Linked DNA regions of Homo sapiens: region 1 is linked to region 2. Evidence: chromatin loops called from intact Hi-C (ENCODE). Cell type or tissue: sigmoid colon. All regions are shown on one strand. Links, peaks and the distances in the headings refer to the core of each region. The heading gives the core; the rest is flanking DNA.

Region 1 (5,392 bases), core at 278-5,277, 630 kb before region 2:
TATTACAATGTTATAAATATGTTTAGTCACTCTTATTTTACAAATGGTAAACTCCAATATTAAGGATAAGTTTACTTATTGTCTGGCACCAGACCTGCTGAATGAGAAATGGGTCCCATGCCCCAAAAAATTACCCGGCAATCCAGACTTAAGAGAAAATCACTTTGCCTTTTGGCCAAAAGAATATAGAGAGAAAGCATCAATGCATACAGTAATTAAACTAACCTCATTTATTGAGTTAATATATAGATGTATCTGGTGGCACTTACCAGGATTATCAGTAGGCATGTCGACAATCAGTTGGTCGCTGTATTTTCCATATAAGCCATTAGTGCATATGGCTACTATCTGAAGAACATAACTCATATTGGGTAGCAAATTATTGAGAATAGCACCCTAAAAGAAAGATGTTAGTAATTATACAAATGTTATTCTCATAGGACTACCAACACACTAGGTATCTTTCCTAGAAAACTTTTTCTCCCTGGTCCGTGGAAAATACTTCTATTTTATTAACCTAAGGAAAAGTTTATGCAATGTTGCTTAGTTAAACTTGTGGTATTTGTGAATTATGAAGAACTGGAAAGCTAGGCTTTTTTTTTTTTTTTGCTTTTTAAAAATCAGATTTAGTTTCAGGAAGTTTCATTTTTAGCCAGAACTCATCAAATTCATAAATTAGTACTACAAACTAAAAATTAATATTTTAGACAAATAAATGGGGGGCATTTGCAAACAAGGAGCAATGTGAAAAAGTGAACAACTAAGTTATCTCTTTTTCTTGACAATATATATGCAAGAACAGTAATAGAATTATCTTCTTCACGTAATTATGAAATAAACATTTTTATTACTATTTATTTCACGATTTTCCCAGGTCATTGTGTCTCCATATTCCAGGCAACTGAATTAAAAGGTTACTAAAATTTTATCCATTTTGTCCACATGATATGAAACATAATTAATAGTGCATTTTTATTTAAATGCAGGTTCCCAGGACTTGCAGGACTCTAGGTGCCTGAGTGCAGAGTCCAGTGTCCTTTAACCTGCAGTGGGGACTTTCTGGACCTACATCCAGATGAAGGTTTGTCAACTACACCCTAATCTATGGCCAACACTTCCCTACCAGAGCAAAGTTTAATACTGACATGCTCAGGCCACAAAGGGAATCTGTACTTTATTCGCATGCGCTGGTGGAGGGAGGCAGGGGTGGATCTTTTTGTAAGAAATGTTTTCTTACATCCCCAAAGTTCTGACCCAATCATGACTTCCCAGCTGTTATCTGAAAATTTTTTGGTGCAACAAAGAGGACTTGTATGTCCCCTACTCTACTTTTCCTGTGCTGATATAGCGTAATGGAAGACACAATATAAAATGTATCAGGGCACTGAGATTCTGGCACTATTCTACAACTGAAATCTTAAGAAAGGCCACACTAAATGATCTCCAGTTCATAAGTCATATGTATCTACTCTATAGTGTTATTGTTGGCAAAGTTATGATATCCATTTAATTAAATGTAACTTTAAACATAATTTAGTATAGCTTCTAATTTAAAATTTTTTTTTAAATTTAAAAATACTCAGCCTACCCCACCTTCACATAAAGTCTAAAAGTAATGGAGGAAAATAATATACAACCATTTGTAAGTTCTTACCTTGGAAATTAAATTATAATGTTACCCTATGTAAAACAACTGATCATATAGTTACCAAGTCTTGATAGCCATCTGTCAAAAATTCATGCTTGGTTTGGTCCTCTCCATCCAACTGCTGGTACAAAACTGCAAACTTCTCAATCATGGTATCATAAACGACTCGAGGTCTTTCCCATGTAACAAGAAGGCTGGTATAATTCTCTGGGTCAGCCTGAACATTTTCTGGTTCTGAACTACAAACTTCAGAGAGAAAAAAGTACAGTTGTTGATAGAACTTAGCCTTGAGGACTTGAATAAATAAAACATATTCTATAAAAATTTTATTGTGTTTTATTTCAATGTAAAGTAAAAAGTTACACTTTCCCACTGTGGAGCTTTTGCTTATTCCATTTCCTATATCTAAAATACTCTTTCCACCCCTCTTAACTCTATCTGTTCAAATCCCAGCTTTCCATTCTGGAAAGGTCTTGGTCAAATGCTACCTCCTTCATTACTCACATTAATCTCTACTGAAGTGATCTCTGTCATTGTCAATTGCCTATTTTATCATTATTACTGCATTATTTGCATACTTTCGTATTGTATTTTTCCTGAATGAATCTTGACTCCTCTAGTGGATTATAAACATAAGAACCATAGCTCTGTAGTTCTATATTGCCTAGAACATTGTTTTGAATATACCTGGCATACAGATTCATTTTTAGAAATAAATGAACAAAGAATATCTGCAAGCTCATGATGACTTAATTTCTCTTGTTTGGTACCTGAAAATATATTCAGTTCAGGATGAGGATAATTTCAATTATGAAAGACATACTATTATCGGAACATTTTGTTATTAGACAATCCTTGAACTAATTTAAAATTCCCAACCAGAGAAAACCAAAGAAAACCTAAAATTGCCATTTCAGTATTTTTCAGACGTGCTGACAAAAATCCCATTTTGTTATCATAAGTAAATTAAGAAAATAATTTTAGGGAATTAAGAGACTTGTTTGTCTCATCTGAAAAAGTAGTATTATGAAAAATCATTCAGAGACTTCTTAAAATGAATTCAGGCCCATGCTGGGAATCATGCCCCAAATTTAGTCCCATCAGAGAGTGCCCTGGTACTTTCCAAAATGCACTTATAATGTGATAGTTTGGACTAATTTGGAAAAGAAAAACTATAACATTTTATGATATTTTACTAACGAAGCAGAGTAATAAATATCTCTTCATGGGCCAGATTTGCAAAGCAGAGGGAGAGAAAGATCTCTCAGGCTGAATATTAATTAATATACTTACTTGTTTTCAGGTGACACCTGAAGTTACAAAGCCACTCAATGAGAGCATGCAGTAGACTTAGGTAAATCAGTCATCACTGATACAACAATTACAAGGACTCAAAAATATGTTAACAACTGCCGCCGATTGTGACCAAAATGACTTGTCTCTGCTAGTTTGCAGTTCACCTCATGAACACCGGAGGGCACCCACAACTAACAATTGGTCTTACAAATGGAAACAAATTTTACATATAATACTTAGTAGTCACAATTTTAGCATATGTACAATATGATAGCAATGGCATAGCATATGTACAGTATGCTAGCAGTGGTACAGAAATTATTTAGGAAATATGAATATATATATATACCTTTTACAAATAAATACATGTATAGCTTTATATCAGTTAGAAATTATTTTTCACTTCAAACCTTTGATGTTATTTTTTGTTTAGGGAGGGCTTAGGTTGGGGTGTTCCTTTAGAAATAAAAGAAAAATTATTTCATTGTCAAAAAACATGAATTCAGAATAAGAAAATATATTTTAATTTAGGTGTATACTACATGATGTTACTCTACTGAGTGAGACTTCTACTGATGTCCACCAGATGGCAGAAGACCTTCAAATTGTCTCAAGTGAGCTATTCACGTTTCTATCATTGGAGCAACAAGCTCGTTCTTGCTTCTAATGAATCCCAAGTTCACTTTTAGAAAAGTTGGAAGTGACTCTGGACAATATCATTTGTAGACTTCGTCCTCCAAAAATCAATTCCACTTTTTACAGAATGGGAATGATTTAAAGTGAACTATACACTTCAAGATGAAACTGTTTGGAAATGCATTAATTTTGGCTAACACGGTGAAACCCTGTCTCTACTAAAAATACAAAAAATTAGCCAGGCGTGGTGGCGGGCGCCTGTAATCCCAGCTACTCGGGAGGCTGAGGCAGGAGAATGGCGTGAACCCGGGATGCGGAGCTTGCAGTGAGCCCAGATTGCGCCACTGCACTCCAGCCGGGGCAACAGAGCAAGACTCCGTCTCAAAAAAAAAAAAAAAAAAAAAAAGAAATGCATTAATTTTATGCATACATACAAAGCATAACAATCTCTTAAGAAAAAAATAAAGGATTCATTGCAAAACATCCAAAGGACTACTGCCTAAGCAGCAGAAACGACTTTGGTTGGATGTCTATGTTTGTCTCGCCTTAGTAGTAGCAATCAGTAGACGTGTCAAAATTTATGAATCAACATTAATATAAAGTAGAGCTCCAAAAAGAAAGTTATATTTTCTTGCCCATAAGTTTTCACTTCTTTGTTCTCCTCCTTGTAAATCTGTAAGAGTTTGTTAGTTATTTGTTTAATAGCTTGAGTTTATATTTTAATTAGAAATTTACTTTTTAAATACCTGTGTTTATTGTTAATCAACAATATAGTTGTATGCTATCAAGCTTCAGGTAAATCTTTTATTTTAGATGTGGAGACACAGGCTCTTATGGTGAAAAAAACATACATACTTTAGAATGTTATTAACAGAAAAGCCTATATTTCTATATGTAGTTTATGATCTTGCCAAAGGGTTTCCTTTCTATAAGATAGAGCTGAATCTTTTAAATAACAATTTAGTTAATTCCATACACACTATTTGGTGTTCAAACCATGGAATGACCATAGAAGAAGTGATTAATAGACACTAAATTTCCCAGGTTTTGCATATATTTCCTATTGAAATCAGCCCAATTATCTTTGTTTTTTGTTTTGTGTTTTTTTTTTTTTTTTTTTTTTGAGACAGTCTCGCTCTGTCATCCAGGTTGGAGTGCAGTGCCACAATCTCGCCTTACTGCAAACTCCGCCTCCTGGGTTCACACCATTCTCCTGCCTCAGCCTCCCGAGCAGCTGGGATTACAGGTGTCCACCACCATGCCCGGCTGTTTTTTTTTTGTATTTTTAGTAGAGATGAGGTTTCACTGTGTTAGCCGGGATGGTCACCGTGTTAGCCAGGATGGTCTCGATCTCCTGACCTCGTGATCCTCTCACCTCAGCCTCCCCAAGTGCTGGGATTACAGGCATGAGTCACCGCACCCGGCCAGCCCAATTATCTTATTAGAAGCATACCTACTCTGTAAAGTACATTTTCTGGATTGAAAATCAATAACATTTTTCCAGATCAATATGTACTCAGACATCAAATACAAGCTACTATAAAGTAAAATAGTAACAAAAATATAATTTTCCTGATCATGAGGAGTTCGAAACTGTTGAAGCTTCATTCTCTCCCTCAGGCCTATATCTCACATACTGATTCCTTTCCATGTCTACATGTGATCTGGGTCATAGTTACTGATTCTTCAGGGCACACTGGCTAAGAAGGAGAACCTAGTTACTGGTTAGTGCAGGCTTCTGGCTGTGAGTCTGGGGCCCACGTCAAGTCACGTAGAGTACAAGTAAATGGCACTGCACCATACATGAGCAGT
Region 2 (5,392 bases), core at 88-5,087:
GGGAGGTCGAAGCGGGTGGATCACCTGAGGTCAGGAGTCTGAGACCAGCCTGGCCAACATGGTGAAACCCCGTCTTTACTAAAATACAAAAGTTAGCCGGGCGTGGTGGCACATGGGCCTGTAATCCTAGCTACTTGGGAGGCTGAGGCACGAGAATCTCTTGAACCCAGGAGATGGAGGTTGCAGTGGGCCAAGATCGCACCACTGCACTGCAGCCTGGGTGGGCGGCAGAGCGAGACTTTGTCTCAAAAAAAAAAAAAAAAAAAAACAACAACAACAACAAAAAATGAACAAACAAATTGTGATACCAGCCCTGCAGGGCAGCAGGGTGTGATGAGTACTGGCGAGAGTGGATGGAAAGAGGTGTCTAACTTTTAGATTGAGGGTTATGGAACAGTTTCTAAGACAGTGATGTGTATTCTGAGATCTGAGGGATAGAAAGGAAGACCATCCTTGGTCTTCGAGCAGGAGGAAGAAGCCTGCTCGAAGGCCCTAAGATTGGATAGCTCTGGAGAGAAGTGAATTAGGGCCAGGCTGCATAGGAACTTGTAGGCCACGCAGGTAAAGGGTTGAGACTTTTTTCTGAGTGTATTGAGAACTTGTGGAAGGATTTCAAATTCTGGCATGTCGTGATTTTATTTATATTGAAAAAAGTTATCTGGTTGCTGTGTAAAATAATTAAGGAAGTGGAATAGAGAGGACAATTGGAAGGCCATTGCCAGTTACTGCCACAGCACTTTCATACTGCCTCCCTGTTGGTAACAGACTTTATTGCTTATACATTCACTAAAATCTATAAGTAGATAATAAAAATAACACAAGCAGAGAATTTAGTCTTTTCACAGCACCTGCTCTGAGTACATGTAACTCACTTTGGAGACTACTAATCTTGGATCAGTGTGTCTCAATGGGGGCAGTTTTGCTTTCCAGGGAACATTGTAATTTTGGGTTGTCATAGCTTTGGAGGTACTCCTTGTAGAGGCCAGAGATGCTGTTAAACATCTTTCAGTGCATAGGTCAGCTCATCCACAAGAATTATCAGGCTCTTAAAATGAGAGGCTGGGTTTGAGAAACTCTGATACAGACAGGTGATAATTACAATTAGGATGGTGGTCATAAGTAGTTGAAGTCAAAATACATTATGCTGATAAAGATGTGTTTTAAATGTCTCATTAGTTAGAAAATCGCAGGTATGAACCTCAGGTCTCAGGAAAAACAGTAATTGCAGCTTTTTTTTTTCCTTTACTTTTTCTTTTTTCTTTTCTTTTTTACCTAGAGACAGGGTCTCATTCTGTTGCCCAGGCTGGAGTACAGTGACGCAATTTTAGGTCACTGCAACTTTGAATGCCTGGACTCAAGCGATCTTCCCACCTCCACCTCCTGAGTAGCTGGGACTACAGGCGCATACCACCACATGCAGCTAATTTTTCTATTTTTGTGGAAATGGGGTCCCATTGTGTTGCCCAAGGTGGTCTTGAAGTCTTGGGTTCAAGCAGTCTTCCCACCTCAGCCTCCCAAAGTGCTGGGATTACAGGTTTTTTCTTTCTCGTTAGAGCACCCATAGAACTAACTTATGTTCCAATTATAATTTTCATCTAAGGCATATATTCATTTGATTTCAATTTGTATGAATTTGATATTAGGAATAATTCATTACTTTTGATTTTAATGGTAATGTTTGCTGCAAGAATATGAGATTATTTTGAGGGATTTTTTTTTAACAAGGGATCAATGTTTTTGGCTATGAGGGCAAAGAGGTAAAATCAAGGTTATTATGTATGTACTTACATAATCATTTAAAATGTAACCATTTAAAAATGTAAAAACTATTCTAAGCTCATGAGTAGTAAAACAAATCAAAAAACCAGTTGGCAGGATTTGGCTCGTGAGCTATAGTTTGCCAAGCCCTGCTTTAAACTAACCATCTTAAGAGATAATAACTAATAACTAGGACATGAAGTAGCTATTTGAAACAAATCTATATTTGGATATATTGAGTATTTCTACAGATGATATAATCATTTCCTTTAGAATTTTGCCTAGAGATGTGGGAAGGGGTACCTTATATTCATGAAGGATAAAAGAAAATATTTCAACTTGTGTTAGTAAGGGTTACTAACCTTTATACATTTTAAATCTCAGTGGATTTTTTATTTGTTAGAGATTTTCTGTTTGAATTTCAGTTTTTAAAAATTGATAAGCTGCTGCCCTCTTGTGGGAAGCCTATGTCATTGTGCTTCTTTGTTACCTTTATTTCTTTGCTTTATGATAGATTTCAGTCTGTAAAATGCCACATCATACTCCTTGATGATCTTTACTTGGAAAAGTCACTCTGGCACTTAACCCGTTAATCACAGCAGTTACTTCTTAATGATGGAGTTTACTTATTGAATGTATTTCTGAAAGAAACAGAACAGTACATTTTGAAACTTCCTTCTCTTTGATGCAGCTGAGCCAATGGTTAAGTAGTAAAGCATAGAACCTTTTAAATGTATATGCTCCAAGCTAGTACTTTTAAACAGCTTTGAGATATAATTCACATGCCGTCCATTTTGCTCATTTATATTATACAGTCAGTGGTTTATTATATTCACAGATATATGCAATCTCTGCCACAGTCAATTTTAGAAAATTTTTATACCTCAAAAAGAAACCCTGTACCCCTTAGCTAATATCCTTCTATGCCTTTCTTGTCCTGCCCCACTTCCCCACCCCCAAACCCTAAGTTAACCATTAGTTTCCTTTCTGTCTTTATAGATTTGCCTATTTTGGACAGTTCATATAAGTGGTATATAATATTTGGTCTTTTGTGATTGGCTTCTTACCATAATGTTTTCAGGCTTCCTCCATGTTATATCATGTATCAGAACTTCATTCCTTTTATGTCTGAACGATATTCCATTGTATGGATATACCACATTTTGTTTACTCATTCATTAGTTGGTAGACATTTGAGTTGTTTCCACTTTTTAACTATAATGAGTAACATTTACAGAAACATTTATGTACACATTTTATGTGGACATATGTTTTGATTTCTTTATACTCCCAGGGAGTGGATTTTGTTTTAGGTGGTAACTCTGTTTAATTATTTGAGGAACTGCCAGATAGTTTTCCAAAGTGGCTGCATCTGTTTGCATTTCCGCCAGCAGTGTATGAAGGTTCCAATTTCTCCACATCCTTGCCAACACTTGTTATTATCTGACTTACTGATTATAGCCAGCCTAGTAGATGTGAAGTGAAATCTCATTTGCATTTCCCTGATGATTAGTGGTGTCTAGCATGTTTTTGTGTGCTTATTGGCCATTTGTATATCTTCTGTGGAGAAATGTCTGTTGAAACCCTTTGCCCATTGATAAATTGGGTTGTTTCTTTATAATTGAATTGTAATTTCTCTTTTGATTAATGTTTGCATGATATGTCTCTTTCTACCCTTTTACTTTCCACTGCCTATATAATTATATTTAAAGTGAGTTTCTTGTAGACAGTGTGTAGTTGGTTCCTGTTTTAATTCACTTTGCCAATTTCTGTCTTTATTTGGTATGTTGAAACTATTTTCATTTATTATAATTATTAATATATGAGGGTTTAAGTCTATTTTATTATTTGTTTTCATTTTCTCATTTTCCTGCCTTCCTATGAGTTACATAAACATTTTAAAAAAGTGTTTCTTTTGATTTATTTATAGTGTTTTTGAATGTATCTCCCTATAGCTTCTTTAGTGCTTTCTCTCTTTACACAAAAAGTTTGCAGACTCAAGTTCTAGACTTGAGGTGAGGGAGAAAATATTACACAGATTAAATTGAAAAATATGTCCTATCTATATCTATTATATGGTGGATAGCACCAAAAATGTAGGAAGTAGTCTTCCAATATTTAAAACTTATTATCTGATTCAGTCATCATTGACAGGCAAGTGGAATTTGAACATGAATCTCCATTATTTGTTTTTCTTTATTTTATCTTATTAACATAGATCCAACGTTTGTTAGAACTGAGCTCATTCATCAATTGCAACCATAGTTCAGCTGCAGATGTGAATTGTTTGAAAAATCAACTAAAATACTCTGTGAGAATCGACTGAGATTTATAATAAAGTACATCGTAGATTTTATTTATGAAATTGTGTGCTATACATCTTTTAGTAGTTTATAATAAATTGTGTACCTATGTGTATATATAATTCTGTCTATATAAGGACAAGTGTGTGCACGTGTAGTCACATATGTGCATATTGCCTCTCTCTCCTAAACACAGAGCAGTTGTTAAATAGTTAACAGCACACCACTGGGAGTATTACTATTACCTTGAAGTTTTGAGTTAAAAGAACTCACAATTTTAGTTTAATAATTCTAATTTGAGCAATTGAACAAACTGAACTGATAACCAGCAAATTTGTCACTGGTACCTTCCATTTTACAGTGTCATTGTCTTTATATAGTGGTCTGTGAGCTGCCCATGGAAGTCGATTATTTCAGGTAGTCACCACGTAAGTGACTGTCATTCAATGCAGTGATTTCATGAGTGCAATATTTCTTAGTGTAGACGAACTTTACAGTGATAATCACTAGGAGAATGTTCACAATTAGGTAAAACATTCATGAAAGAGTGCTCCCCCACTCTGTTTGCTTTTAGATTTAAATGATGGGGGTAGTATCTCGCTTCTGTTTCATGTCACGCTGGTATTGAAGAGAGCAGAAAAGAGATTATCTTTTGTTTGATACCTTAAGAATGATGCAGAACATATGCTTAATGTCCATGTTTTAAGAATAATCTGAAGCAGTGTAGCACAAAAATGGTCTATTATTTCAGGCCTAATATTTTTTAATATGTATTTCTATTTGTGAAATATTATTTAAGGACATTGCTTTAAAATTATTCAGTATTAGACTGTCTTCTCTGACTTAGTAGAGATCTTTTTAATTTCCTCCGCAGCACTGAACAATTGAAAATATGTATAATATTCCTAACTTTTTTTGCAAGACTTTATTTTTCTGATATGTTATTGTACAATATTTAATTCTAAATTTATTTCAATTTCTCCCCCTTCAGTTTAATGAGTGGTGTTAAGAATAATGTTGGAAGAGGGATCAATGTTGCCTTGGCAAATGGTAAGAACAATTATTTTAGCTTATGGATGTAATCATTGGGTATTTTTCTGTCCCAAAGTAAAATGCACTATCAGAGGATCAGGTTAGAAAGTACTGCTCTTGATGATAAAGCCCTCTGTCCCATCCCTGCCCTGCAAAAAATCTATGGGTGGAGACTTGGTGTCTAAGAATTTATAGCGTGTTTCTTGAAAGTATCCTAACTTGCTATGCAAGAGCTTCCATGAGATTGTCAGAAACCAAGCAGTCTAACATCACATTGATAAAATCTTGCTTCAAATTTT

The links. Peaks named below come from ENCODE experiments on the same cell type or tissue, not always from the same donor. Only the 100,000 strongest peaks of a DNase experiment are listed, where the experiment ranks them.
Region 1: it touches region 2 in a loop (11-fold over the local background); 46 of 110 quality-filtered maps call a loop at or near these places.

What each region holds. Positions count from the first base shown.
Region 1 is chr7:121,992,884-121,998,275 of GRCh38, reverse strand. PTPRZ1 (protein tyrosine phosphatase receptor type Z1) reads right to left here. Exons shown (of 30, transcript NM_002851.3): 9 at 1,710-1,894; 10 at 270-396. Among named protein-coding and RNA genes, the nearest start is that of PTPRZ1, 120 kb to the right of the region's middle. In sigmoid colon, for the core only: CTCF peaks have their summits at 3,119 (motif pointing right) and 3,434; no DNase peak of the experiment used is centred there.
Region 2 is chr7:121,363,849-121,369,240 of GRCh38, reverse strand. It overlaps FAM3C (FAM3 metabolism regulating signaling molecule C), which reads left to right. Exons shown (of 10, transcript NM_014888.3): 6 at 5,053-5,111. Among named protein-coding and RNA genes, the nearest start is that of FAM3C, 30 kb to the left of the region's middle. In sigmoid colon, for the core only: a CTCF peak has its summit at 2,219 (motif pointing left); no DNase peak of the experiment used is centred there; H3K27ac peaks cover 237 bases.